Linked DNA regions of Homo sapiens: regions 1 and 3 are each linked to region 2. The links are chromatin loops, found by intact Hi-C in ENCODE. Cell type or tissue: heart left ventricle. All regions are shown on one strand. Links, peaks and the distances in the headings refer to the core of each region. The heading gives the core; the rest is flanking DNA.

Region 1 (9,669 bases), core at 4,217-6,716, 120 kb before region 2:
GATGTCATTCCTGCCAATTGCTGTGGCTCGGACAGCAGGCCCTGCAGTGCTGGCACCTCGGATGGATGCAGGTGCTGACTCTTACCATGAAACCTGCTCACAGGCCTCGTTGGTGCCCAGCTCCCCAGGAGCTGTACTTCTAGCGTCGCTCTTCCTCACATGTCCCCTGAGCCATCTACAGATTCCCTCATGGCTGCCGTGCCCGAGTACGCACACTTGCACACACACCTTCCAACAGCCTACATCTTCAGACTCCCCATCTTCACACAGCCCCTGCCTCCATCCCCCACATACATACCTTCATACACCCCACACACTTTCGCACACTCACACACTCACACATCCCCCAGCCCCAGAACTACCTGGGAGGGAAGGCGATGGAGTGACAGCAGGAGATCATATGTTAAGAAAAATTGCCGGAGAGGTTTGCTTGGGAGCACCTGCGGGATTGGCAGAGGGTTGGGCCAGCCGGGCACTGAAGCCCTCCCTGTACTCGAGGAGTCCTGAGCTGATCTCTTGGTCCAGGCCCCAGGCTCTGGTCTCCATCTGTCCAGCCCTCCAGGGTGCCGGTCACCTGACAGTGCCTGAAAGGTCACCTGGCCCTGTGCCCCTACAACAGCCTGGTTCCGGGCAGTGGCTTGGCTCTCGCCACTCCACATCCCCGATGCCGAGCTTTAGGCCTCTTTAAAATGCAGGAGGAAATGAAGTGGGGAGAGCAAAGGTGACTGGCCCAAGGTCGTGTAGAAACCAGGAAGGAAACTAGATCTCCCCAGAGAGGCTGTGAGATGCGCTAGAAACAGCAGAGCCTCCTTCAGGAGACAGGGCTGTGCCGGCCCCACCCGACCCTCTCCACCCTTGGCCTCAGCCACCCTCCTTGGACCTCAGTTTCCTTCTTTGTCAACCATGGATGCTGGCCAGGCCACCCTTCCCAGGCTTTTTCCTGCCCCAACATGCCAGAGAGATCTGCAGCCTCTCTCCGAGCCGTGACTGGGCCTCAACTGGCCCGACTCCTATGTGCACTTGGGTGTGAGGTGGGAGGGGCTCCTGGGACAGGAGACTGGATTCTGGCCACAGCAGCTAACCCTAATGGGCCCCAGTGCTGGGCCATGAGCCCATGAAGTCCTGTGCAGCATGGCCTTCCAGGTTGCTGGTGTCTCAGGCTGCCAGTTTCCCGAGCTCTCTCATCCCACAGAGGGCCCTGGGGCAGTGGTGGGAGGAAACCCCGAGGGTTCTGTGTTTGTGGAGGAGCCCGCATGAGGAAAGGCATTCATCTGTTTGGGGTGCTGGAACCCTTTACTCACTAATTCCAGAGGTTCATCCAGGTGGCCTTAAGATAAAGAAGTTTATTGGGAGGAGAGATGGAGCCAGGAGCCAGGCAGCTCAGGACTCCTCCCTGCCGCCTCTCCGCCTCCTTCCTGCCTCACCTCCAGGGTCTCTGACTCTTCTTCTACTTGTCTGCTCCATCCTCCACCCTCCTCCTCTGCCCTCTTGCTCTAGCTTTTCTTTTTGTAGAGATGGGGTTTCACTGTGTTGCCCAGGCTGGCCTTGAACTCCTGTTCTTAAGCGATCCCATAGCCCTATCTGATGGTCTATTGCCCATGGGGCAGAGCCCTCAGTGCCAGTTCACATGATGGGCCTGGCTGCCTATGGGGGGTCATTTCCCCATCCAGTCAGTGCCATCTGGCAGGTGTGGGTAGGACCATCACAGCTAGAAGAGGACATGACACCCTGAGTGACATAGCAGGACATGGGGACATTGTGCAAGGCTTTCTGGAAGAGGAGAAGTCGGGACTTGATCTTGAAGGAGAAGCAGGATTTTAAAGTGTGGTGAATGTTCTGTTCGTAGCTCAGGGAATGCTAGAAATGTGGGCTGAAGAATGGTCCACCTAGAGGAGTCTCAGAAGCCATGGGGTGAATGGATCAGAGCGACCGCGGGGAGAGGAGGAGGAGGAGAGGAGGAGGAGGGATTTGCAGGCCAAGGGTACAAATCTGTAGAAGGTTTGCATTGCAGGAGAAGCTCAGGGGCGAGAGCCACTTAGGACTGGGACAAGAGTTGGAGCAGTGCTGGAATGGGGCTGTGTGTCCCAAAACCAAGGGGAGTGGGCGGCAGCTGTGAAAGAGTCCAGAGTGACAATTGGGAGGCTGAAGGTGACCTGGTGAGAGCAGCTTCTATGGTGTGGTAGGGCATCACCTGATTGCAGGGGTGAGGGTGTAGACACAGCAGGCATAGGCCTCTTTGGATGTTCATGAGTGAGAAAGGGCCCTGACACCTGAATGCTTTGCATGCCCAAGGTGAGCAGTGAGAACAGTGAGTGGCAATGCTCATGCCTGCCTCTCCTGGGGAACGCTTTGGGGTCGGCATGGTCTGGACAGAACCAGAGGGAGGGCGGTGGGAGTGAGGGTGGAATGCCCTAGACCAGGGTGTGGGAGGCCGCCCTCCTGGGAGCTAGACACCCCTGTCTGGGCTCTCCACTCTCCCTCTGGGTGACCACAGGTTGCTTCCATCTCTGATCCTATTTCCTTATCTGTAAACTGGGGATAGTGATTCTGCTCTGCCCCTGCCTCCCACGGTCATGGGGATTGAAATGAAGAGTCATGGTTTAGCCCACGTGCCTATTTGTTGATGGGTGGGGCTGGGGAGGGAAAGGAATGACCACGGCTTCATCATTCACCAGCACTGAAGGCGAGGGGGTGACCTGGGTGCCCGTCCAGGATGCAGGCCCAGGGCTCCTCCCTCAAGGAAGCTGCAGAACAGAGATGACCCTGCATGGTTGCTGGGAGAAGGCAGGTCTTGAGTGAGTCTGGCCCTGAGGGGCAGGGTCTTGGTGGAGTGGCCAGTTGGCTTTGCTAGGCCTGGGCTCCCTAGGTTGACCTGCCCTTGCACAGCGTCTGCCCTTTAACTAGGAGCCTTAGCCTGAAGGAGCCCGTGGCTGATGGGAGAGTTTCCGGCATCCTCAGGTGGGCAGGTGAGTGAGAGGTGAAGTCCTGGGTGAGGCCCTACTGAGAGATCCCAAATCGATCTGAGGATCCAGCAGCCCATTCCGCAGGGGGCTCCCTTTGCTCTGCTTCCAGAAAATTAGGGACAGTGTGGGAGTCAAAGGATGGCTGTTGCAGTTTGGGGTGTTGGGCAAGTCTCATGGGAAATGACTGCTTAAAACAGGGGCATGTTTTGAGTCCCAGGCCCTTGCTTTCTACGGGGTGTTTGTGGGGGCAGGGGCTTCTGTCTATCATCTGTGAGGACCACACACTGCCTCCATTCCAATTGGCAGTGGGTGGGGCCCTCACCCAGCAAGAACCAGAAGGAGGAGCAGAGACAGCTTCTGTTGAGGTCTGGGCACTCATTTGGGGGGTTATATCTCCCTGGGAGCCAGGAACAGTTGATCCCGCAGAGCTTGGTCCCTCGTGGCCTCTCTGTACCCTCAAAGTTGCCCATGCCCCCAGCTTTTCCACCTGCTTCCTGGGCTCCCGGCACCTCCTGCTGGACCTGTGGGCAGGAGCAGGTTGGGATCAGACTCAGAGGCCTTGGCTCACTTAGGTGTTGTGCTGAGGGGCTGGGGTCCTTGTTTGCCAACCCCCACACTCCCGCTCCACCAAACCAGTTTATGAAACTGCAGAACCACAGTAAACTCCTTCCCCTGGCAAGCCAAGGTGGTTGGGCGGGGTTGGGGTGACAATATGTTTCCAGGGGCCCCAGGGTTCTCTCCTCACAATTACCCTGCTAGAGACAGCCTCTGATGATCCAGTCTGGCCATGTCACCAGGCTGAGAGGGACGGCCCACCCAACAGAAGCCACAACAGGTCCCCAAAGAATTTCTGCAGGCTGGGACTCCTGAGTGAAATGAAGAAGTGGGATTCAACAGAGAGAAATGTGAAGTCTGCCAGCTAGGTATGAAGGGCCCATGGCTCAGCTTGAGGGAAGTTTGTGCAAAATCTGCTTGGGAACGTTTGTTAACTTCACACGAACTAACAGTGTGAGCAGCTGCCAAAGCCCTGTGCAGGTTTGCATTGCATTAACTGTTGACATCGGTCTGGCTGTGCACAGACCTCAGCCCGAGTGAGGGACCCTACCCTTGGATAAATGTTGGTGAACTGCCCTGTGTCTTTTGGAGAGGAGTGGGTGGTGCCTGGGCTGCAGAGCCAGGCCAGGGCAGGACTTGGGAGGAACATGATGGAATTCTCAAGGTCTGAATGTCTGTCTGGGGGAAGGAGAATTCCACTTGCTCCAGGTGATTCCTGAAGGGAGAGCTAGCTCCAGAGGGTGGGGAGGGCCAAGAGGTGATTTTCAGCTCAAATGAGGAGAAGTTTCTAGGTTGCCACTCTCCCCCAGTGGCTGCTGGAGGCACAGGGGCAGGAGTGAGTGTCTCAGCACTAGCAGCAGTGTGAGCAAGGGATGGTGCTTTGTCACATGTCTTGCACATCCAAGGTAACCAAAGGACATTTAGTCCAAAGGATTCCAAAGAAAGGGATGACTGAGCCCTGCACCTGGGGGCTGACAGTATTGTCTGTGAGACTTGACTCAGACAAAACACAGAGAGGAAACGGCAATCAGTGGCAGATTGGTTCCACCTTTCTGGAAGAAGCTGGTCTCAGTTAAAGCTGCCCTGCAGTGAGCAGCAGCCTGTCCTTGCAGGAGTGCAACTGAGACCAGATAACCTTGGGCTGGAAAAGGGATTCCAGTTTCAGGCATGAGGAGGGGGTTGGATGTGAACAGACAACCTCTGCGGTTCCTTTGAGTCCAGAGTTCCTCGGCAGAGAAAAACACCCGCAGAACTCTGAGCGGCACACAAGGTTACAGAGGACGGAGCAGAGATCCGAATATAGCTGGCGGGAGGAAGGCGGCAGCGGGCGAGGGGAAAGTAGGTCCTTGGAACAAATGAGGTGGGGCATGAAATTAACGAGGCTGGAAAAGGGCTGAGCTCAGGGACTCCTTTTTAAAGACTGTCTTTTAGTAAGAAAAATGAGGAAAAGAAATTTGGGCAATGGAGATATAATGGAGATTGTAAATGTAGCTATTGACAGCTGGCCCATTGGCCGGAGAGAGGGGCCGCTTGGAGAACAAGGAAGAGATGTAGATCAGTGGGTCTGGGGTGACCCCAGCATGGCATGCAGGGTGGACAGGAGTTGGCTGCTGACATCAGCTGCCCACACCTTGAAGGCTGCTGTGCTCCAGCCCTTGAGCTGGGCCATTCTGTCCCCCTACTGTCACGCACTGTGCTGTGACCTGTTTATCTTATCCCCTGACCTTGGCACGTACTCATCCCTCACTGGGCGTGCCACTTTTCTCCTTTTTGCCTTTCTGGGTTTCACCCCAATCACTCAGCTGAGTCCCTGCCTCTCCAAGAAACCTTCTCTTATGGGCTCATAGCCCACACCCAGTTCTGTTCTGAGCATCTGGGGGCCATTCCACCCACTTGGCGCTTGGATGGACACATTCTTAGGAGCTCAAGCAGCCTGTCTGTGCAATGGGGGAGGGCCTGTCCACCAGGCTCGGTCAGCAGAGTGGTTGGAGGACATAGGATGGACAGTTATTTGCCCCCATGGTGCTGGCCCTCTGGAAATTTAGAGTCCCTAGAAGCCCCGCCATGTCCTGCTTCTTACCTGTGATGTAGGGGTGGAGATGGAGGGGCTTGAAAGGGCCCCTGGTGGCTTTCCCTTCCCTGGCCACTAATCCAGGCTGCCTGCTCCCTCCTCCCAGCCCTGCCAGCTGGCCAAGCTTATCCTGTGGCCCTGTCCAGGTGACAAGGCCCTGGAAGAGGGCCAGCCAGCTGGACTTCTCAGGAGCTGTCACCAGAGCCCCAGAATATGGGGAGTGGAAGGAAGCACAGAGGCAGCAGGGCCCTTCTCTGGGGAAGACAACCAGGGACACTGGGAGCCTGAAACCAGAGCCATTTCACACCTTGCCTATTAATTGCCAGATTGATTTTGGATCCCAGTCTCCAGGAGGACCCAAAAATCAATCCCCTCCACTCCATGCTTCTCTGGGCTCAGGAGTCGTTCTTAAAGCTGCAGCTGTCCTGGCTGCTGTGGCTGAACCTTCCTGTCCAAGAGCAGGCTGTGGGTTTCCAAGCATGCTCAGGGCTAGGCGGCGGCTGTTGGCTTTATTCCAGATCCACTGATCTCTGTGTAGGAAGACTCTTACCCTGAAGGGGAGCCATGGGGTATGATTGGAGAGGTGTTAAGAAGGCTCTCATTCTCAAAGCTCCCTCCTACCAAGATGCCCGATACCCGTAATTCCACCATTAGGAAGTCATTTCTTTGGATACATTTAGGTCAACAGTCCCAGCTTCCAAAATATGGAGGCCCAGGAGAAGGAACACAGATTAAGGCTGTACCATTGCAGTTCCTTGTGAATGGAGGCACTGGAGGCCTCAGGGCATCAGGAGAGCTCTGTGTGAGGGGTGGGGAGGAGGAGGCAGATGTCAGGGCGTGGGGGAGGGAAAGTAGAAGTTGAAGACCACCCAAGAGGAGGCTGTGGAGGGGTGGTGAGCAAAGGAACAGTAGGTACCCCCAAGGCATTTCCCACCTGGGGGGCTGCTTTGGGGCTGTGGTGCTGGGAGACTGGCTCTGTGGCAGGTGAGATAAGATGAAGGAACTCCCGTTGGCTGGGTACCCTCTGTGCCTCCAGCCTTTAGCCAAGCACAGTGGCAGTCTGATGTCACCACCACCCTGTGGGAAGGGCTCCCACAGCCTTGTTTCTTAGATGAGACACTGAGGTGGTGCATGAGGCTGGGTGACCTGCCCAAAAGGTCACACAGCTGCTCCTGCAGCATGGGGGCTGGAGCTTGGGTCCGCCACCTCTTCATGCCATGATTTCACTGCCTCCCGCCTCCTCCGCAAAAGGGGCCAGGAGTTGAGGAGGCTTCTAAGAAGTTGGGAGAGCCGGAGCATAATGGAAGGGGTACCTGAGGTCAAGGACGCCATGATTTCAAGAAGCTGAGGCAGGAAGTTCTATGACCCGCTGATGTTAGAAGCTGGGGACAGCCCCTGGGCTTCTGTCCTCAGCCTCCCTGACATCCTGCCCTGTGCAGAGCCCGCACATGTGTGAAGGCCTGGTGGGCAGGTCTCCTGCAGCCTCAGCCCAGTGGCTGCTGCCTGCTACTCCATCATGGCTGTGGAGATGTGGGCTTTAGGCAGGGTCACTGCAAGTCACCCTGTGTGCTTAGGGACATGGGGACATCATTGCTCATCCCCTTCCCACATGGACCCAATTACTGATGCAGCACTGCGTGTTCCCACGGCCACCAACACGGGCCTCATTCCTGGTAGCATCACAGATGGACAAAGAGGTCCTGGGCCTCCCTCCACCCCCCCAAGCCCATTATGCTAATTTCAGGTGTGTCTCCACTTTGCCAGCCTGGAGGGTGGAGCGTGTGTGTGTGTGTGTGTGTGTGTGTGTGTGTGTGTGTGTGTGTGTGTTGGGGAGGGAATGAGGCAGCAACTGCAAGAAGTTTGGTGCAGTTACAGGGAACAAGTCTCATCTTTGCCCAGCCTGTGAGCCCCTTGAGAGCAGGGGCCATGTCTGTTTTCCAATAACTGACCCCGAGGGCCTGGCATGGATGTGGGTACTCAGTGCATGTTTGTTTAGTGACTGAATGGCTGAGTGAGTGAATTAGGAATCTCTTGGTGGCCATCTGAGTCCTCGCCCAGCCACAGCTATGCTGTGTGGCTTTTGGTGAGTTGCTAGATGTCTCTGTGTGCAGATACCTGAAAATAGTGCCAACTGGGAAGAATGGCTAATGACAGGCATGTGCTGAGGGGATAGTGTGGGCAGGAGGGCTCTGCAGTTTGTGGAAGGTGCCCGCAGTGTAAACTGCTGGGGACACTGGGGTCTCTCTCTTTTTCCCAAGGCAAGGCTGACACGGTTTGGAGCACAGTGTAGTTTTGAGTGGGAGGAGGGGGCTGTCCTAGGCTTGGTTGGGGTGGGGGCATGTGGACTGGCATTGGAACTGAAGGGTGACAGGGAGGGCTGGGTCGGGGCTTGGCCAGGGGTTGAGGTCAGGGGATGGCTCAGGCAATGGCTGGGGGCTCACGCGGATCCTGAATGAAGAAGTTGGTCAGAGCTGGGTACAGCTGGGGTTGGCTTCAGGACCTCAACTCAGGGCTGGACCAGAGGTCTCACCAGGTCAGGGCCAGTGTCAGCCTGGGGCCAGTGCAGATTCTGTCCAATAGGAGCACTGGGAATGGCTCACTGTCCTGGCCTCATTTGCTCTGAGCACATAAGCTGAGTGGGTGGATAACCAAAGCTTTCTGAGGGTGATGGCCTTGAAGAAGTCCTCCTGTCCCCAGGTTGTCCTCGGGGAAGCTCAGGGCTGCCCAGGGACCCAGGGGCCATTTCACCCTGTCTGTGTGTTGTCAGGGGAAGGACAGAATTGCCCAGCTAGCACTGACTAGCAGCTGGAGGGTGGTGTCATCAGCATTTCTCACACATGCACGACACTCTATAGTTTATAACCCCTTTCCTACCCTGCATCTTCTTATCCTCTCCACAGCCCTGAGAAGCAGGCATGACAAGAGAGGATGCCCGTGTTACAGATGAGAAAAACAGAGGCCCTGGGAGGAAGCTTGCCTAATGCCACTCAGGAGGTAGAGGCAAAGCTGGGAAAGGCCCTGGGTCCCCAGACTGCCCCTCTGGAACTCCACATGCAGCCACCTGGCTGTCCTGCCCGGGATGCCATCCGCAGGCTAGGCTGGCGCTCATGCCCATGCCCTGCTGTCCACTGACACCCCGCAGAGCTTAACACCCCGCTGAGCCTGCCCTGCAGCCCTTGCCAAGTCTGTCCGAGTGGCCTCAGTCATTGGCAAGTCACATTGCTGACATCGCAACTGCATAAAATTAATTTATTTAGTTAAGGGAGGTGTTAATTAAGAGTTCTCGTTTATTGTCTTTGCAGACAGCTCTCGGGGGCTTCTGAGTTGTCATTGCTGGTGACAGCAAAAGCTAATGGTATCACAAGTTATTAATAGGACGGTGTGAGAGGCGGAGGGGCAGGAGCTGGGGCTGTGGGGGATGGGAGAATGGAGAGCTGCGGGAGGGGAGAGGATGGTCCCCTACTTTCTTCTCACCAAGTTGGGCTCCCCTCTGCAAGCTGATCCGATCACAGGCATTTTCTGGGGGATCTGGGGTTTGCTGCCAGGCCCCGTGATGCTCAGGATTTTGTGAGTCCTGAAGGAAGTGTCCCCAGGCCAGTGCCCACCCACTCCTGCTGCCCCCATTCCCCCAGTTCCTGGTGTTTGCCTTGAGGAGTGTTGGCTCTCACATAAAGAGCTCATTCTTTGCTTGCTTTGTCTCTTCACTTACCCTAACCCTGAATATCTTGGGGTGCATCTAGTGACAGTTTTAGCTCTGCCTCCCTAAAGCTTAGCACAGAGCTTGGAGCTTCATGGGAGGGCAACAGACATTTGCTAAGGGAATAAGGGGTCCTCTGCCCCCCAGCTGGTCTCCAAGTCTGGCCTTCTTGCTGAGTGATGTTGGGGTCATGGGTGGGGATGGTGGGAGAGAGAGGGCAGGTGGATCCACGACTCCACAAGTCCCCAGCCTCTTTCAGTGCCCTCAGCCTTGCAGCCCTGGAGATCCACAACCTGGGGAGTGGATAGATCTTTGCTGATGAAGGTGAGGTGTGCGCAGGTATGGGCAGCCAGGTGTGGGGCAGGCTTGCCAAGGTAGGGTAG
Region 2 (9,669 bases), core at 2,343-4,842:
CTTTGTGCAGTTAACAACCTGCCCAACTGTATGTGGCAGGCTTGCTGTCGAAACTAACTGCCCAGGTTGGTCCTGAGGTCTCTCCCAGCCAGACGAGGGCCTCTGGTAAAATGGTAAAAGCAGGAGGGTCCTCTTGATTCTGGGAAGAACCCTTAACCCCCTCTGGCATGAGTTTTCTGATGTGTAAACAGGGTGTGATAAGAGGTAGTTGGGCTGATTTGATGAGATGCTAGATGTTTCTACGTTTTAAACTACAAAGTGCTACATAAATATTAATTTTGGTTAGAGCTGGTCACCCACATGCTCCTTCTCAGACCTGTACCTGCCACGCTCCAGGGTGTGTCTACCAGGTTTCATCCCAGAAGACCCAGCCCAGCTCAGGTCTCCCCTGTCAGCAGGCTGGGGTCACTAAACTCACAGAAGCCAGGAAGCTGAAGTCCCTGTGTCATTCTCCATCGTGGCCACACTGAGGAAGGACAGGGACAGCTCCCTTTCCCAGGCAGGAAAGCCAGGCCCCTGCCTGCCAGGTCAGGTCCACCCCACCCCCAGCAGTGACCTCCTCAAATCTGCCGCCCCTCCTCTCTCAGCCTTTGCTGCCACAGCTCCTCAGCGGTTTCGGCTGGAGGGGATCTGAAATCACAGGGGAGCCGTAGTCCAATCTTTCCTTCTAGAGTCAGGGCAGTAGAGTAGAGGGAGCATACGGTCCCACCACGGAGTGAAGACCGGAGCCCAGGCCCTGACCAAGAGCCCTGCTCTTTCTGCAGCTCCGGGGACTCCTCCAGGGCAGGGCCACAAGAAGATGTCACTTTTCTCAGCAGAAATCTGTTTCAGTGTCTTCCAGTCTAATTCCAGAGCTCAGAGTCTCTCTGCTTACTTTAGCCCAGCCCTGAGGCATTGCAGAGGGCTCTGGGATGTTCCCAGAAACTCAAACCTGGGCTTCCATTGTGGGGGAAGGAAGGACACCCCAGGCTCAGAACAGGTAGATGGGCTGGCCAAATCCCCATTCAGGACTGGGGTCAGCCAGCTGCATCTCACTCAGGCCTGGTCTCTGTCGATGCAGCTTGCTTCATCACAGACCCAGGCAAGCCCCTCCAGGACCCCCACGCCCAGCTGGGATGGCCAAAGCAATGCAGCCACCTGGGGACACTGAGGATTTCAGGGCTGCTGGGTGGTTTCCTTTCTGAAGCTGTAGCTCACAACCCCTGGCTCTCTGGTGGCCTGGGGCAGCCAGCCTGGCCCTCAGCCCCGGTGCTGGGCCCTATGCCGGCTCTCCATCAGCCATGAGGGGTTTCAGTGCCATGCTCACCAGCAATCACAGAATGGCAGAGTTAGCATATAATTTACTTTTGAAAAATAAATTAGAGTTGATTCAAGGCCACCCCTGGAATGCTGCCCCTCTCAACTGCTTGCATTCTGATGCTAACACGGGAGACCTTGATAATAGCGATAATAAGCAATAGCTGGTATTTATGGGGTACTTACTCCGTGCCAGTCACTATGCTGAGTGCTCTGTCTGCAGGATCTTGACTCTTCCTCTAACAATGCTGAAAGGCAGTGACTACTGCTACCCCCATTCTTCAGATGGGAACACAGTCTCAGAGGCATCACCCTTGCCAGCAGCTGCAATAGGGTTTGGACCCAGGCCTCTCAGTCACTGGGTGGAGTCCAGGAAGACTCCAGAAACTGTTTCTGACCCAGTGCCACAGTGTGCGCTGCACTTGGGAGGGTCACCGTGCTGGAGGTCTTGATAGAAGGCCCGGCCCCCCTGCAGTTCCCTGGGCAGTGCCAGAGTCCGGGGAGCCCCTCCATGGTGGAGCCCCTGCCTCCTCCCAACAGCCTTTCGCTCCCTATCTGTTTCAGCCACTCAAATACTATCTTCCTTCCCTCTTCTTCCCCCATGACAACACGAGTCATGGCCTGCACGGCGGGCTTTGCGTATCTGCTTGAGAGAGACCAGCTGACAAGTTCTGTTCTGTTTGGGGATCCAAAGCTCATTAACTTCACAGAACATTCTAGCTGCTTTGGTCTGGTGGGACAGGCACAGGTGGGGTGCGTTCCAGGAGACAGTGAACATGTGGAAGGCCTGAGCTTCACCACTCTCTCCCTCCCACCCCCACCAGGGCCTGAAAGCACTTTTCTCTTTCCAGGGCTTCCTGGGAATTGCTTATCTTAATTTACGTGGGGAAACTGAGGCTGTTTTCCCTGCAATCAAGTGCCTCCTCCTCTTTGTCCTAGAGATGGCCAGAGAAAACCCTGGCCCCTACATTTCTCAGGGCTGAGGAGGAGAGAGAGGAAACAGAGGACATAGAGCTGGGAGCATTTGTTTTTCCTCCACAAAGCAACTCATTTCTTTAGGCAAATGAGCTGGAGAGGGGAAGACACCGCTGGAGACCAGCAGTGATTAATTACAAAGGAAATGAGTGGCCAGCACAGCCAGGGCTTGGGGCGGGAGGCAGGGACAGGAGGGTGGGCTTGGGGCTGGCTTGGCAGCACCAGGGCCCAGGGAGGCCTGAACAAGTGCAGGCTGAGCTCAAGGAGTGCCTGCCTGGCGGACCAAGGGACACAGGGGCCGGCCTCCAGGAGGCAGAGAGGACACACTCACACAGAGCAGGCGAGACCCGAGGCTGAGAGGAGGAGGCAGGAGGGTGTGCAGGGAGCCCGGACATTTCCTTCCAGGATGTCCACTTGCTGCCCACCCAGGTCCCAGGCCACCAGCATCTCCTCCAGGTCCTGCCTTGTCCAGATGCTTCTCTTGCCTTTACATCTAGCTTTGCCCCATCCAGCATTGTCACACTACTCTCACTTAGATCCCAGGCCCTCTTGTGCCATTCCCTGACAAATGATATTAGAAGGATAATGTGAGGCCAGGCGTGGTGGCTCACGCCTGTAATCCCGGCACTTTGGGAGGCCAAAGCGGGAGGATCCTTTGAACTCAGAAGTTCAAGACCAGCCTGGGTAACCCCATCTCTACAAAAAAATACAAAAATTAGCCAGGTGTGGTGGTGTGCGCCTGTAGTCCCAGCTACTCGGGAGGCTGAGGTGAGAGGATGTTTTGAGCCCAGGAGGCAGAAGATGCAGTGAGCTGAGATCGTGCCACTGCACTGCAGCCTGGGAGAGACCCTGCCTCAAAAATAAAAATAAAAGGATAATATGGCAAGGGGCACATCAGGGTTAAGTAAGAACAGGGAATAAACACTCGTTCGATCAATGACTTCTAGTGGCAAAAATAAATGACCTGGCAGCTCACGCTAGGGGGTCACAGTCTTGGGTGTTGCTCTCAGCTCTTACCCCACGTGGGGTTGAGCAGAGGAGTTAGGGAGTTTAACTGCCTCATTCGTAGACCAAAGGCCAGAGAAGGGCTGTGGTTTGTCCCCAGCCACGTAGCTTATCTGTGGTAGAGACAGGAGTGGATTTGGTCTCCTGATGCCCATCAGGACTCTTTGCATATTCTCTTAGAGTGCCTCCTTCTGGAAACTTCCTGCAGAGCATGCTTGGCTGCTGTCCCCTTAGAAAGCCACCTAGCTCCCCCTGCAATTCCTGCTTGGGGAGCCTTAGTTATTGCATCCATCCCATAGGTATTGACGAGTGTCTCCCGTGGGGTGCCCCTTCGACTCCAGCTCCGTCCAACTCACATTTCCACCCCTCCCCAAGAGGCAGCAGGTTTCTTCTCCAGTTCTTTGCAGCACTCTGGCCCTTGCAGGGTTAAATGCAGCAGCTCCTCCCTCACTCCCCACTAACGACAAGCTTCCCTCCACGTGATGGGACACTGACTAAGAATAGAGTTTACCACTCCTGGGCTCTGCTCGGAAACGCTGCCATGACACAAGAGTTTTCCATGTCTGCCGCTCCTCGGTGTCCCAGGTCCAGGGCCCTGGAGCCTCCTCCTCAGCCTCACCAGGCCATGAGGCTGAAGGCCAGCACCATGTCAGCCTGCTTCTGAAGCCCAAATGGGGCCCAGGAGGAGTAAACAAGGGGGAACTCGCCACCTCAGAAAACTTGGTGATTTGGACTATTTGAACAGACACTATTGAGAGTCCCTCCGCGTGCACCAGGACAACCCGAGTGCCCTTTGTGCATCGGATCCTCTCAGCCCATTGCTCGGCAGAGGCAATTGAGTCAGAGAGGCAAGGGACATGTCTGAGGTCCCCCAGCTGCTAAATGGAGGAGCCAGGATTTGACCCCAGGGCTCGTTCCTTTCGTGGAGGCAACACCCACAAAGTGAAACTGGGTTTCCTTTTCACCTCTCCACTGCCCAGTTGCAGCCTCCTTACTGCCCTTTCTCCATCCCACCCCAACACTTGCCAGTGACCCTGACAATGAAGGCCAGGTTTGGTCGACAGCAAGACCATAGAAACCTTGTCTGGGCGGATGAACATTTTCATGGTGGCGGTGTGTGCGAGGCGGTTAGGAGCACAGACTCCAATTGCAGATTAGCTGGGTTGGAATCCTGGCTCTACCACTTAGAGCTGTGTAACTTTGGGTGAGTTATTTCACCACTCCGTGCCTTATTTTACTCAGTTGACAACTGTAAAATGGGAGCGTTCTAGGTTGTGAGGATTAACAGAGGGCCCCACATCTCTGTGCTCTGTTACTACTGCTTGGTTGGCAGAATGAGGGTACACAGTGTCAAGTCCCTGTGTGGTAGTGGTGCACAGAGAGGGGCTGGCCAGGCACAAAGAAGCCTCCTTCTCCAAGCTTCCTGGATGACTGGGCAGTAGCAGCCAGTGTGTGTGTGTGCGTGTGTGTGTGTGTGTGTGTGTGTGTGTGTGCCTGCCTGTGTACATGCACCTGTGAGCATGGTTGGATACTTAGACTCCTAGAATGAGAAGAGACCCCGGGGGGGTCACATCCTATCTCCCCTCTACTGCCACACCCAGTTCAGAAATCCCCTCCACATCATCTCTGACCTGTGTTCCCTCAGGCCTCGCTCACCTGCCTCCCATGACAAGAAGCGTGTCCCCTCCAAAGGCAGCCTGTCACCTACTGAGAGGCCCTGGCTCTTAGAAGGAACTTCCCTGTGCCTTCCTTCCTCCCTTCACCTGAGGGCCCCAAGTCAGTGCAGGCTTGCTGGCAAGGAGGAAGGGTCTGAGCGAAGCCCCTGCCTCTCCCAGGAACCCATCCTGGGTCACCCCGGCCCGCCAAACTGTCTCCCTCCTCTGACTTTCCCACTGATAGCAACTGTCTCCCCTTAAGAACGTTTCTGTTTCTCACCAGGTCTCCTGTCACATGGGTCCTGTTTCCCCAGCCAGACAAGGAGCCTCACGAGGACAGAGGCCTGCCTTCTTCCTCACACCCTCGGCCCTGAGTGAGAAGAGAAAGAGAGAGAGAGAGTGCTTAGAACAGTGCCTGGCCCGTGATAAGCGGGTGCCAGCTATTATAATAAGAAATACTGTTGTTACTCTTCTTATTTCCATCATCATAACCTCCACCCCCATCTGCCATGGTCTCCCCAGTGGCATAAATCAGTGCGCCCCATGGTGAGCTCCCATCCTGCCCCTCATTCAGCCAGGCGGGCAACAATAGGGGTGGAGCTATGGGGCCCTCCCCACCTGCCAGGTCCTGTTCTAAGCATCGGTCCTCGCCCCTGAGAATACTTCCATTTCACAGATGAGTAGACTGAGGCACAAAGTGGTGAAATCACTTGCCTGAGGTGGGCGGCTATAGTGGCAGAGCCGGCAGGCCGTAGCTAGAGTCCGTGCTTATAACCACATCTCTCTCCACCACTGCAAGTGCTCAGAGAAAGGTTTGGCCCTCGGGAGACCACGTGTAAGCAAGACAGAGGTGCATCCAACACTTAGGGCCGGTTCTCCAACACTGAGTCTCCTGAGCCTGGACTGGAATTGAGCTGTCATTGGGCTCATCCTCCTGCCCCAATCCTGGTAAAAGTCCTGGAAGTCCAAAGGGAGCCTTTGGAACAGGGTGACTTTGTCATGTGTCCCCTGCCTCCCTGGGGGAGGTGTGAGAGGGAGGGGAGTTCGATGAGTGGGAATGTGTCAATGTCGCTCCTAGGTGAGGAGATTAAGACCTTCCTGGGAAAGCAGAAACAGTCCAGCTCTGGAAACATGTTCCCCATCACACGGTGACAGCCTGCACCCGACCTGCAGACACTGCTCTACCAGCGCCATCAGCCAGCCCAGAAAGCGCACACACCCACACACGTGTGGGTGATATTAAAGTCATATTTTTGGTTGCTGGGGAGGCGCGGTCGTCACTTCCCCTGCCCCAGGCAACCCGCTGCCAGCTCCCCTTTTACTTCCCCACCCCACCGTGGAGTGCTTGCCGTTTGTATTTATATAGATAAATCGGCCGGGCTAATTAAAGTTCTCTTGCTGGAGAGTGAGGGAATTAATAAAAGAACTTGGAAAGGAGCCAACTGAAAGCTGGGGCGCTCAGAGCTGCAGCCAGGACCCACTGCACAAAGGAGGCCGGAGGATCCAGCAGACATGAGAGCTGCCTGGACCGGCCCGCTCCCACCTTCCTCAGGGAAAGCCAAGGATGTTCAGGGGCCCCAGGAATGAAGATGCAGGCCGCAGACACTCACTGTGTGTCTTGTGCTACAATGCCACATAACATGCATTCTCTTACCTTCAGGAGGTGTGGCTGCAGCTCTGAGTACTTGTGGTGGCAGGGAGAGATGTGATTAGAAGCATGGACTCTAGCTACAGCCTGCCGGCTCTGCCATTGCAGCTATGCCACCTCGGGCAAGTGATCTGAACGCTCTGTGCCTCAGTCTACTCATCTGTAAAAGGGAAGCATTATCGGGTGCAAGGATTGATGTTTAGAACAGGACCTGGTAGGTGGGGAGGGCCCCGTAGCTCTGCCCCTGTTGTTGCCCGCCTGGCTGAATGAGGGGCAGGATTGTGAGGTCCCCATGGAGTGCACTCACTTGTACCATAGGGGGGCCATGGTAGATGGGGATGGAGATTATGATGATGGAAATAAGAAGAGTAACAACAGTATTTCTTATTATAATAGCTGGCACCCGCTTATCACGGGCCAGGCACTGTTCTAAGCACTCTCTCTCTCTCTTTCTCTTCTCACTCAGGGCCGAGGGTGTGAGGAAGAAGGCAGGCCTCTGTCCTCGTGAGGCTCCTTGTCTGGCTGGGGAAACAGGACCCATGTGACAGGAGACCTGGTGAGAAACAGAAACGTTCTTAAGGGGAGACAGTTGCTATCAGTGGGAAAGTCAGAGGAGGGAGACAGTTTGGTGGGCCGGGGTGACCCAGGATGGGTTCCTGGGAGAGGCAGGGGCTTCGCTCAGACCCTTCCTCCTTGCCAGCAAGCCTGCACTGACTTGGGGCCCTCAGGTGAAGGGAGGAAGGAAGGCACAGGGAAGTTCCTTCTAAGAGCCAGGGCCTCTCAGTAGGTGACAGGCTGCCTTTGGAGGGGACACGCTTCTTGTCATGGGAGGCAGGTGAGCGAGGCCTGAGGGAACACAGGTCAGAGATGATGTGGAGGGGATTTCTGAACTGGGTGTGGCAGTAGAGGGGAGACAGAATGGGACCTGTGGGTCCCTTCTTATCCTAGGGGTCTAAGTATCCAACCATGCTCACGGGTGCATGCACACGCGCACACACATACACACAGGATTAAAAAAGAAAGTGGGATAAACACCTTTTGGAGCGATGGCTTCTCGTGGGCCAAAATAATGCAAAATAAAGATTCTGTTTAGTTGTGTTGCATAGGGAAGAGGCCTTGCCATGAGCGAAAATACCTCCTTCTCTGAGCATCCCAGATAACTGGGCAAGAGCAGCTTTCAGGCTGCCAGGTCAGGCCTCCACCCTTCAGACCGGAGACCCAGGGGCCGCAGTGCCAGGATCCTCCCAGCTGGGCTCCCAGCAATACTTTCGGTGCCCACAGCTTCCAGGACAGGCCATTTCCTCCTGCCTAATGAGTCAGCTGCCAATCCCTGCCAGAGGCCTGGGGAATTGCCTGCGAAATAAGTCCCGACTAATCCCTGTAGTTGGGAGTCAGGGATGCGGGCTCTCCAGGACAGAGCAGGCCTGGGGTTGTTGGGATGATGCCCCATCCTGTCTCCTGGCCTCTTTCCCACCACTCAGGCTTCAGTGACTCCTGGTGTCCCTGCTGCCCTCCAGAAAGGCTGCCTGCTGAGCTGTATTCCCCACAACACCTCCCTTTGCACTCCCTAAACCTTTGTCTGCAGAAGGCAGGGAGCCAGTGGGAAGCACTCTACGTGGGGGCAGGGACCCCTGGACAGTGCCTGCCCTGCTGCTGGCTGGCTGTGTGACCTCGGTCATGTCCAGCCCTGTCTACAAGAACTGGGCTCTTCTCTAGGAGCCGCCTTGTAGCTCAGCCCTTTGGGATTCCAAAATCAACTCCCAAAGGGCCAAGAAGGAAAAGCCACCATTGCAGGTCTGCATTTATTTACCCAGAGGAGCCAATTGGCTCAGAAACGTCAGTCCCGTGAAGTCTTGGACTCCAGCTCAGATTTCTCCTAAAGCTCCCAGAAGCTTCCTCAGCCCTACAGAGGGGAGAATGGTGTGGGCCGAGTTCCTGAATCCCCAGGGTTCCCCCAGTCTGTCCTCAACACAGTGAGGCTCCTCACCCCCAGAAGCCCAGTCCTCCAGGAGGGGCACACAGCCCTCCCTGTCAGTCACAGTGTCCCATGTCCTAACCCGCCCTCCCTCCCATCACGTAGGCCTCAGCTCACCCATGCTGTCCCTCACCATCTTCTCAGAAGCAGCCACCCTGCTGCCCACCTCAATGCTATAAGCCTTTTCTTGTGTCTTCATAGCACTTATCTTTATCTGAAACTTCTCTATTTGGTTGTGGTGTTGTGGTCTGTTTCCTCCAATGAGAAGGAAAGCTGCTCATCTGTTCACTGCCACAGCCTCAGCACCTGGCTCCCGAGGAATTTTGTAAATGAGTAGGTAAGTAAATGAGTGGATAGACATATGGAGGAAGCCCCTGAGGAGATGGCCGCCAGCGCAGCCTGCAGAGGCAGGGGTCAGGCCGGCCAGGCAGAGGCCAGGGCACCCCAGGAAACAGCTGGGCCTGTTGGAGCTGGGCCCTGGGCCTGCCACCTCCTGTTTGTCAGCCCCTGCGGGTGACGGCCAGGTCCCCTGAGCCCTAAGAGAATAGGGAAACTGGGTGGGGGCAGTCGGAGGAGGAAGGATGAGCCACATCTAACTTTGGGACAATGAGAAAGCGAAGGCCACAGGAAGAAGCAGAGGAGGACAGGAAAGGTGTGAAGGACCATCACTCATCAGCGGGACGGCTGTCCAGGTGGCTCTCCAGGCGGCGCATCCTTCCCGTTATCTCAGCGCCGTGACGCCAGGAACACCCCTCCCTCCGGGCCAGCCCTATGGCCCCCGCCGCTGGAAACCTCGGAGATTGGGGAGCTCATTTAGTCCTAACCTCCATTGTGTCTGGGCCGGAAGGTGAGGCACAGAGAGGGCCAGGGACTTGCCCAAGGTCACAGAGCAGACGTGGCTCTCCTCACACCCCAGCCCATGGCAGGGATGTGCACATCAACACCCCGACCTCAGCCCACCACCCCTGCTCACTGCCAGCCCCGGCAGAACCCTGCTCAGGCACCAGCCACCTATTTCTAGGCAGCACTTTCTGTCCAGGGCCTGGTGTCTGAGCCACAAAGCCTAAAAATAAAAAAGACAGATTGTCCACTTCGGCTGTAAATACTGCCTAAAA
Region 3 (9,669 bases), core at 4,250-6,749, 200 kb after region 2:
TACTCTGGTAAATAACACTGCGTTGAACATCTCCATGCTCACAGCTTGGTTGGGTTCCTTGGGAGAGATTCCCAAAAGTAGAATTCTAGGTAAAAAGACACGCCCTCATTCATACACGCTGCTAGATTGCTTTGTGGATTTGATGCAAGTGTCGTCACCAAGTTGTCATTCTCCGAAGTCCCAGCAGTTGTTCATGGGCCCACAGGGTGGTAAGAAGTATTTCCTAGACAGCCCAGACTTCCAAATGTCACCGGCTGTCACTGATTATGGGGGGAGGGAATGTGAATTGACACAAAAGGAGCTTGGGGCTCTCACTTCCAGGGTCCCTAACTTAGAAACACCCCCGGGCTTTAGGGACAGGCTTTACTAAGAGGCCACTCCTTGTTCGTAATTAGCGCCATCCATCCCCAGTCAGATCTGGAATGAGCGGAAGCCCTTTAAAGTAATTTGCTCTTTTAATATCACCCCTGTGATCTCATTTAATTTTCTCAACCAAACTTCATTCACAGAGGAAGCCAAAAGCACTCCACCAGCCCGGACTGAATTCTCACCCTTTCCAAACAGTGGCTCTGGACTTCTGCAAGCTCTGCTGAGATTTGTCTGGCCTCCAGCAGCTTGCATCCGAAGCCAAAGGGCTGTCTCTGTCCAACAACAAAAGGCAAGAGCATAGTGTAAAAGCTGTGGCTTTAAACATAGGCAAGCAGCTGCCACTGCCTGCTCTGAGCCCCCACGGTGGGGAGGAAATCGACTATGTATTGAGTCATACGCCCTGGCAGGCTCCGTGCTGGACATTTGTTCGGTTGGGCGGGGGCATGTTCTCAGTGATCCTTCTGTGAACCCTGTGAGATTGGTATGAGCACCCATTTTACAGATAAGGAAACTTATCTGTAAGCTCTGAGTTGCAATGACTTGTCAAGGTCCCTACCATAGCCCCTTCTTTGGAAGATCTCCAGGTGACATTGCACATGGAGCTGTGGCACTGCTGTCACAATGTCATACCCCAGAGGTGAACAGGTGAGTGGACGAGTACCCGCCACACCCCTATGCTGCTGCCACTCACACAGCCACTCCCAGCCCTGGCCCCAGCTCCTCCAGGAAGGGAGCCTCCCTCCGCTGAGCCAGCAGAGCTCTCAGGCCATTGGCAGCTGGGCTCAGGAGAGCCATGGTGATTTATGGCTGCCGCGTCTCCCCAGTGCCCTGCCTGGGCCCAGTGTACTTATGGACTAATGGAAGCTCGAATGGAGGGAGATAATTCTGCCAGGAGCTGGCTCCAGTGACAGGGGCAACCACCATTGCCTCAGGGCAAGGATAGGTTCGGGAACAGAGGGGACTTGGGCAGAGGCCAGAGGCAGAGGCGCTGAAGGCTCTGAGAGCAGATGGAGCCCAGGTGGGGACTCGGGCGTGCAGAGGGTGGCACTTCCTGGCAGCCCAGTCCCCAGACTGGCTTCTCCAGGGCCCCCAGAAGGGAGCCAAGAGGTGGGCCAGGAGCCCAAGGCCCCAGAGGCCTAGCAGCACACCTGCCCGTGCATTTGGTGTGTGGGTTTTGATATTCTTAGAACATCCAAGCTTCTCACCTAACCCCCTCAATGATAGATGGGGAAGCAGGGGCCCAGAAAGGGTCAGGGACTTGTCCAGGGTCACACAGCATGTTAGTTACTGAGCTGAGACAAGAACCCTGGGATGTCACAAGAACACGGCAGCCGGTGTGGAGTGGAGAGGAAGACCTTGGGCAGGGTGGGCAGGAGGGTGAGCACAGAGCAGGGAAGGTGCAGGAAGACGACAGTCATGGTCAGGGATTAAAGAGGATGCTAAGGAGGAGGCTGGGACAGCCCCAACAGCGGGGCCCAGAGGAAGGGGTGCAGCAGCTGGCATCGACCCTCCTGGTAAGGGAGGGTTAAGGGGGACCTGGAAACCCACAGCCCCACTGGGTTCCCTCTGTGAGCCAGCAGGTGCTTCCTGGGGCTCTGCTGGGCCCTGAGGGGTGAGCACCCCCGGATCCCACCTAGCTCCTTTCCACTGATGTCCTCCAGCCAGCATGGCCCACCACTCAGCTCTCCTGAGCCTCTCTCTGTGTCTTCTTAAATGGGACCGTTATGCCTACCTCAAAGGGTAAGTGGGAGGTAAGTGAATAGGGAAGTTCAGGTTGAGAGAAAGCCGAAGGGAAGAAGAGACGCCCACCTCAGTTCAGATGTCTCAGGACCCCTGGCACCTCTCTTGCCCCCTTCCCCCTCCAGGCCCACCCAGGCGAGTCACATAGGTTGCTAGTGCCTCAGTGTATCCCATCTGTGAAATGGGCTCCCCTCCCAGCCCCTGGCAAGAAGGCATATCCCTGACTGGGTGGTGAGCTTCCTCCTGCATGCCAAGCCCACACAGCATCTTCGAGGAGCGCCTCGGTGGTGAGCTGCACCAGCCTGGACTGAATTCTCACCGTGGAGAGATGTACATGCCAGGTGCTCCTTGGAGGTGCTGTGTGGGTTTGGAAGATGTTTTCCATGGCTTGGGGCCCAGCAGCCCTCTGGGGCCTGACAAGGAGTGAGGAAACAACCGCGCCTGTTGTAGGGCAAAGAGGAACCTCTGTCCCCTCCCTGGAATCACTGCAGGCTGTGGCCAGGTGTGCAGGGAACTCTTTCAGGTCATCTGGCTCAGTGGCTTCCACAAACACCTAGAATCCGTGCTGTGCATAGGCACCTGCCTGTGCTAAAGCCGTTTGATATATGTGAGCTCCTGGAGGTAGGCAATGTTCTGATACCCTCTTTAGAGGTGGGGAAACAGAGGCCAGAGGCTTGAAGTGCCATGCCCAAGAAACACGTGCTTTCACTGGGAACTGTTTTTGAGAGTTCACCTGATGCCAGGTGCACAGGAGCTAAGGCATTACTTATCCTCTAGGCTAGGGACTGTTAGCCCATTTTACAGGCGGAGAAACCAAGGCCAGGGAGACAAAATCACCTGCCTGAAGGCCCCACAGCTATCGATGCCGAGACTCTATCCTGCGGATGTTGGGCTCTTTCCACTGAGTAAGGTTCCCTCACTCTCTAGTGCCACATGGGGTGCCCTCAGTCTGGGCCAGGGCAGGGCAGATGCAGGGCCCCCCACTCCCCTCCTAGGATACAGGAATCTGTATTGCCTCAGGCTTGTCTCTGCCCACCTGCTGGCCAAGTCCAGGACAGAAAGAGAGGGCTCACAAATTGGGAGACTCTGGGCTGAAGACCTGGTGGTCTCAGCCATTTTTGTTTCTTGAGGGTCCCAAGACCACCCATTCCTCCTCCAAGCCCAGCCCTGTAGCTCCTCCAGGAAGCCTGGCCCCTTCCTGAGCTGTGTGGCCAGCTCTCTATGCTTCTTCTGGAACCTCCACTCCAGAGCACCTGAGAGCAGCAGGACAAGCCGTGGTCTTGGGCAGCGTCCTTTCAGAGGAGGAAGGTCCAGAGAGGGGAAGGGACTTGTCCAAGGTCACACAGCTAGCGACATCCCAAGCAGCCCTGCTGGAGCTCTTCAGAGAAAGGACAGGAGGAGCCAAGGGTGAGCTTGGCCAAGCTGGCACCCACTTGCCTCCAGAGTCACCAAGGTCCCCACCCTGCCCCAACATTGCCTTTTCCCGAGGAGTTGATTCCCAACCCAGCAGAGGAGCTGCCAGATGGGTAAAGACCCTCCTGCTGAAGAACTGAGCATCCCAATCCCCTCTTGTCCTCCCCGCCCAGTGGCCAGCCAGGTACTGCCCTGTCCAGGAGGCAGCTGACAGGCAACAGGGAAGAGCTGAGCCTCAGGGCAGGCAGCCCGTGTGAGGCCACGTGAGCCCAATGTCACCAGGGTCCCATCGGGTGAACTGGGATAGAATGGCCCAGCCTTTCCTCATGGGCAGGGTGGAGGGAGGTGAAGTATGGCCATTCATTAGAAAAGTAATGACTGGGCCGGGTGCAGTGGCTCACACCTATAATCCCAGCACTTTGGGAGGCCAATGCAATAGGATTGCCTGAGGTCAGGAGTTCAAGACCAGCCTGGCCAACATGGCAAAACCCTTCTCTACTGAAAATACAAAAACTAGCCAGGTGTGGTGGTGTGTGCCTGTAATTCCAGCTACTCAGGAGGCTGAGGCAGGAGAATCATTTGAACCCGGGAGGCAGAGGTTGTAGTGAGCCGATATGCCACTGCCCTATAGCCTGGGTGATATAGCGAGACTCCATCTCAAAAAAAAAAAAAAAAGGAAAAGAGAAAAATAATAATGACTAATCTTGGACTTGGGCAGCCCTTCATAGTTTATGAAGCACTTCTGCATCTATAAGAGAATGTGTTCTGTTCACCCATTCAAAGACTAAGAAACCGAGGCTCAGAGAGGCAAAGTGGCTAGCCCAGTCACACAGCCAGTTAGACTGTGGGGAGGACTTCAGCCTACACAAGGTCAGCGTGAGTTTACTGAACGCTGCAGTCAGGCCCTGTGCTTGATACATTCACATACATGACTCTGTTTACCATAACGACAGCCCTGGGAGATTCCTGTGGATTGTCCCATTTTATAGAGGAGGAAATATAGACCCGTGACTTGCCCAGGCCCCACAGGGAGGGAGTGTGGAGTTCGGTAGCTCAGCCATAGCCAGGCTCAGCCAGGTCAGTGGGCGTGGGTCCCTGCCCAACTTGCTGAGGGTCTCAAGGGTGTATTCTGCCCACCTCCTGAGTTTGGGGTAGATAGCCCAGGGGACTGGATAGGGGCAGCTCGGAGTCTGCCCATCGTGGCTGTGGGAACACTGCCTGCTGGGGACAGTGCCTGGAACAGCACAGTTTGGGTTTAAGCTGGAGCCTCTAGGGGACAAACAAGCCAACTGCCAGGCAGGAGCTTCATCATGGTAGCTCCTGGTGGAGAGAGGTAGGGGGGGCATGAAGCATCAGGAGCAGAGGCACTGATGCCCTCTCCTTCCTGTGGCCCAGCATGGGGGTGGCCACCGCTCTGGCCACTGCCCAAGGGGGTGGCTTCTCTGCTTTTGCCAGCTGTCTCCAGCCTGAGATCCAAAACTCAGCTTGAGAAACCACACCTGAGAAATCCGGCATTCCATTCCTTGCCAGGGGCCTCAGGATAGGGGAGGCAAGCAGGGGTGCTCGGGGACCGCCTTTCCCCACAACCCTAGGGAGGAGGTGGAGTGGGTGGAGGCGAGAGAGGCGGGCTGGGCCCGGGAGCACGGAGGCCTCTAATGGCACCGGGTGTGGCCCATAGTCCCGCTGGCTAGCTGCCTTGTTTCCTAATTAAAGTGCCCTTATGAAAATGCCCTCCGGTCCAGGCCCAGTGCTGCTGGGTGAGGCAGGCACCTCCCAAAAAATCTCAGCAGCTTTCCTGTCTTCCCTGCAGGGCCTCTGGGCTCAGGGCCCTTGGTCATCTGGGGGAGGCTGGGGGGCATCAGGGCTATGTTCACCCTGTTATCGTCACTGTGCTCCCAGAAGCTGTTCTCTGCCATCCCATTGCTGAAGGCAGCAGGCCGTCCTCATTAAAGAGCCTCGGCAGCCAGGATCAAAGGCACTATTGAAGAGGCTCCTAAGAGCTGGGGGACGCCAGGGCCAGAAGACGGGAGGAGGAGGTAGCAAGGAGACTGAGTCACTGCAGGCCAATTGTGATGAGTGGGCAGTGGGTGGCTGGAGCCAGGTTTTCAGGCTGGGAGGAAAGCCCAGCCAAGAGGCCCAGGAAGGGGCGGGCAGGCAGCTGGGAGCCCTGCGGAGAGGTTGCTGCTGTTGCGCTGGGACACCTCCGCTGCTGAGCAAGACTGCTCCCCCGCAGCCCTTACGAAAGCCACCTTCTGGTGAGGGCAGCAGAGCAGCCGGCTGGTTCACTATTAGGGGCCAGCGTGGGAATGGGGAGAGGATGGGACCTTGAGTCCCAATCTTTCCATTTGGGAAGCCCATAATTGACAGGGCTGCACCGAGGGTGGCAAGCTGGCAGTACCTAGAGGCTGTCATTATGGAATAAGGGCCCCTCAGTTCTTTAGGCAAGTCACCCCAACTCTCTGGACCCTGTTTTTCCCTTGGGTTGAGTGAGGGTGAATAGGGATTAATGAGATGGGGAGGGGGTGGAATATCTTCATCACTTGATTGGTTGTGGCTGAGTATAGTCCTGTGCTGAGAAGGAGGCCTTGTCCAGATGTGCCACAATTTATTAGTGATGCTTGCCACAGCCTCAGGATTGGCCAGGTGGCCGTGCATTTGCCCCTAGACTAGATTGACTCTATAGCCCTTGCACACTCTAATATCCTGAGATTCTGAGGCTGACAAAGCCCAGGCTGGCATGCAAAAGACCTCCCAAATGCTGGCCCTGACTTCCCCAAAGGACATCCTTCCCTGAGACGTCAGTGGAAATCTGAGCCTCAATTTCTTCATCTTTCAAAGGGAGAGAAGGACTCAGCTGGACCTCTCACCTGCCTCAACCTGCAAAACACATCATTCTTAGTATTAACCGAGTCCTTCCTTGTGCCCCTCCTTGTGCCCAGTGCAGTGAGGAGTGCAAGATGGAGTGTACCTACACTCTAGAGTCTTGCCCTGTGCAGGCCTGGCTGGAGCCCTGCATCTGCCTCTTACTGGCTGTGTGACTGGGGGCAAGTTATTTTAAGCACTGAACCTTGGTTAGTAAAATAGGGGTAATGGTACCTGTCCACAGGGTTGCTGTGCCCATTGAATACAACTACATAAAGCCTGTGACCCCAGGCCTGGCACAGAACACCCAGCCCTTAGATGGGGGCTCTGACGGGAAGGGTTACAAGAGAGGCCTCAGTTGACTTCTTTGCCTATTCTGACCTTGGCTTTGGATGGGAATTTGGACGGGGGTGGGATGGGGTAGGGGGGAGGTGGGAAGATAGTTTCAAAGCAACACAGGCCCAGACTGTTCGCTCTCAACTCTCCCGAGACCGCAGCCCCAGCCTGAGCTGGCTTCTCCATAAACTCCTGGTCCCTTCCTTTAACCAGCCCCATAAAAAGGGAGTGGGGCAGGAGGGAGTCTGGCTGCAGACTTTGTAATTTGGCTTGGAGGTGGCTCCTGTTCGTTCTAACCAGGCTGTAATTACGGCTGGCACCCGACACCCCCTCATTACCGGAGCCTGGAAGGAGGACTCTAATTATAGCATACTGGGTCCGGGCTGGAGTGGGTTGGGGGAGGGAGACCACAGTGGAGGCCTGTGTAGGCAGAGAGAGACTCTGAGCTGGCTGGGGGGATGGGGCAGGGCCAGGATTGTGGGGGGGCTGTCCTGGGCTCCTCATTTGTCTTGCTTTCAGAGTCATCGTTGGGAGGGATGGGGCATAGATCGAATCCAGGCCACTTCCTTGGGGAGAACAGGACCCAGAGGAGCCCGCCCGGGAGACTCATTCATTCATGCACGAAGGATTTATTAAGCATCTACTGTGTGCCAGGCTGGCACTGGGTTACAGCAGTGGGTAAACAGGTGCCATCCAGCCAGAAATGATGTTCAAGGAGAAAGCACATTAAAGCCATCTTGCTGCTGGAAATATCTGAAGAAGTCCACATTGATGGCAAATGGCCACCATCATGAGCCTTGATTACCCTCTAGTCACCCCAGTCACTCCCCTGAACCCCCTGGGCCTCACTTGGCACAGCAGGGCCCCAGGACCCTCCCCCAGAACCCTGTCAGACTGTTGGCTGCCCACGCAGGTTAAATGTGTGGCTGTCACTGAGCCTCTGCCCTGGGACCACACAGTCGATGGGGGCACAGACATTAAAGGAAATACACAAATAAGTATATAACTTGAAAAGGTAATGAGGGTAATAAGGAAAAGAGATGCCAGACGAAGAGCCAGGGCCCTGGTTTAGGTGGGAGTGGTGCAGTCAGGGCTCTCTGGGGAAGTGAACTTTAAGGTGATACCTGGAGAAGGAACAGGGTTTAGCCAGGTAGGGGTGGGAAGGCAGCATTCCAGGTGTCTCCATGGAGGCTTGCAGCCTGGGCATCCTACGTTCTGAGGTGTCCCCACACCGGGGTGGAGGCAGTGGGGTTTCTCCTGCATGTCATACAAAGAGCACTGGACTAAGTCTGTAGACTTGGTGCTCAGGCCCAGCTCTGCCAGGAACTGTGTGGCCTCAGGCTAGTCACACCCTCTGTGGGCCTCAGTTTCCTCATCTGTCCAAAGGGAGGCCCCTTCAGGCCACAAGCCCTCCCTCCCCAAGCCTGAGGTTTTGAGGAGTCCAGCAAGTTCTGTTCAAATGCCACTTTTCGGGATGCCCCTGATGACTGAAAGGCAGCCAGGGCACGGGGGAGGGGGCCAGAGAGCTCGAGCTGAGAGCTCCAGACATCCCATCCCCTTCTCTGAGTTATTAAGAGCCACCCGGAAGCAGACACAAAGAGAATTGTCCTGAGCTAGATAGAGCCAGCCCCCAGCCCCCAGCCGAGAACAATCAGAGAGGAAAACCAAGGCCATTTGTCCAACACGGAGTGCGGCAGTGACAGCGGCTGGGAAAATGCCGAGTATTTCTCAGCTAAAATTAGCCACCTACTAAACCTTTACATCAAGGGCAACCTGAAGCCTCTATTGTTTTGAACTTGGAATCCCAGAGGACTTGGGGGCAGGGCTTCTCAGGAGAAGCAAATGACCATCCCCTCTCCCAGGGGCTGGGCTAGCCAACACCAAGCCAGTCCTTGAGCCACAGGGGTGCCCAGTAAGGTACCAGGGGACAAACAGACAGACAGGGAGGGAGTCTAGCTGCCCAAAGTCACCAAGCATTGGTGGCTGACACAGCTTCTGGTTGCCCCATTTGAGACATTCTTCCTTCACCAGTGATATTGATGTACTCTGAGCTAAATGGGTGGCAGGGAATGGGGAATGTTGAACTAGAAGAAATTGCTGGAAATATAAGAAAATAACTCTTTATCCTTTCCAGAGGAAGCAGTCAGAATGGGCATCCCTATTTGCTAATGGTGGATAGTTCCTGCCATTGGGGTGGCAAACCTGGCTTAGAATCTTTCCTCTGCCACTTAGTAACTGTCTGACTTTGTACAACTTTAGATAAACAATAGAGATGGCTATTGATACCAACCTCATAAGATTGCTGCAACAATTAAATGAAATAATGTAGAAGATATAGGTATTAGCAATGGTAATAATAAAAACAAGAATGCCGCTTTTGTTCATTAAGTCTTTTTAACATGCCCAGCACTCCTCTAAGCTCATTGCGTGTATTAACATGTCTAATCCATGCTAGAAATACTATTACCCCATTCTGCAGAGAAGGAAATGGAGGCCCAGAGAGGCGAATTTGCAGGAACACAGGTGATGGCCATCATTTATTGTTATTGCCACACAGCAGGTCCTGATTCCGGCTCAGATAGCGAAAGCCTGGCACCATGCTGCTGTGTAATTCCTTCAGCTCCTTTTGAAAAGTCTCCAGCTGAATCATAGAAGTGTTAAGGAAAAGGAAGCTGACATATGTTAAGCACCATTATGTGCACTAAGCGTTTGATATTTCTGTCGGGAGGCAAGAGAGCATAGAGCCGTGTGTGGACTGGCGGCAGCACCTAGACATTTCTTAGAAATGTACATTCTCAAGGCCCACCCCACACCGACTGAATCAGAACTTGGGGGCAGGAGCCTGGGTTTTAGCGAGCACTCCAGGTGGTCCTGGTGCAGGCCATGGTTTGAGTACCACTGGCACCAAGGTTAAAGAGGATGGACTTGGCCGGGCGCCATGGCTCGTAC

What was found. Hi-C counts contacts between places; a loop is a spot of excess contacts. Peaks named below come from ENCODE experiments on the same cell type or tissue, not always from the same donor. Only the 100,000 strongest peaks of a DNase experiment are listed, where the experiment ranks them.
Region 1: a loop joins it to region 2, with 2.8 times the contacts of the local background. A loop is called at or near these places in 6 of 110 quality-filtered maps.
Region 3: a loop joins it to region 2, with 6 times the contacts of the local background. A loop is called at or near these places in 4 of 110 quality-filtered maps.

The regions. Positions count from the first base shown.
Region 1 is chr10:70,935,295-70,944,963 of GRCh38, forward strand. It overlaps LINC02622 (long intergenic non-protein coding RNA 2622), which reads left to right and starts at 3,759. Exons shown (of 3, transcript NR_134313.1): 1 at 3,759-3,886. In heart left ventricle, for the core only: no CTCF peak of the experiment used is centred there; a DNase peak (open chromatin) is centred at 5,747; H3K27ac peaks cover 535 bases.
Region 2 is chr10:71,061,120-71,070,788 of GRCh38, forward strand. No RefSeq gene overlaps it. Among named protein-coding and RNA genes, the nearest start is that of LINC02622, 130 kb to the left of the region's middle. RefSeq lists an enhancer at 805-1,570. In heart left ventricle, for the core only: a CTCF peak has its summit at 3,491 (motif pointing left); a DNase peak (open chromatin) is centred at 2,602; H3K27ac peaks cover 1,549 bases.
Region 3 is chr10:71,255,205-71,264,873 of GRCh38, forward strand. The region is part of intron 1 of UNC5B (unc-5 netrin receptor B); the gene reads left to right. It overlaps LOC112268061 (a long non-coding RNA gene), which reads left to right. Exons shown (of 2, transcript XR_002957083.2): 2 at 1-4,205. Among named protein-coding and RNA genes, the nearest start is that of UNC5B-AS1, 42 kb to the left of the region's middle. RefSeq lists an enhancer at 4,493-5,345. In heart left ventricle, for the core only: no CTCF peak of the experiment used is centred there; DNase peaks (open chromatin) are centred at 5,157 and 5,657; H3K4me3 peaks cover 652 bases; H3K27ac peaks cover 2,500 bases.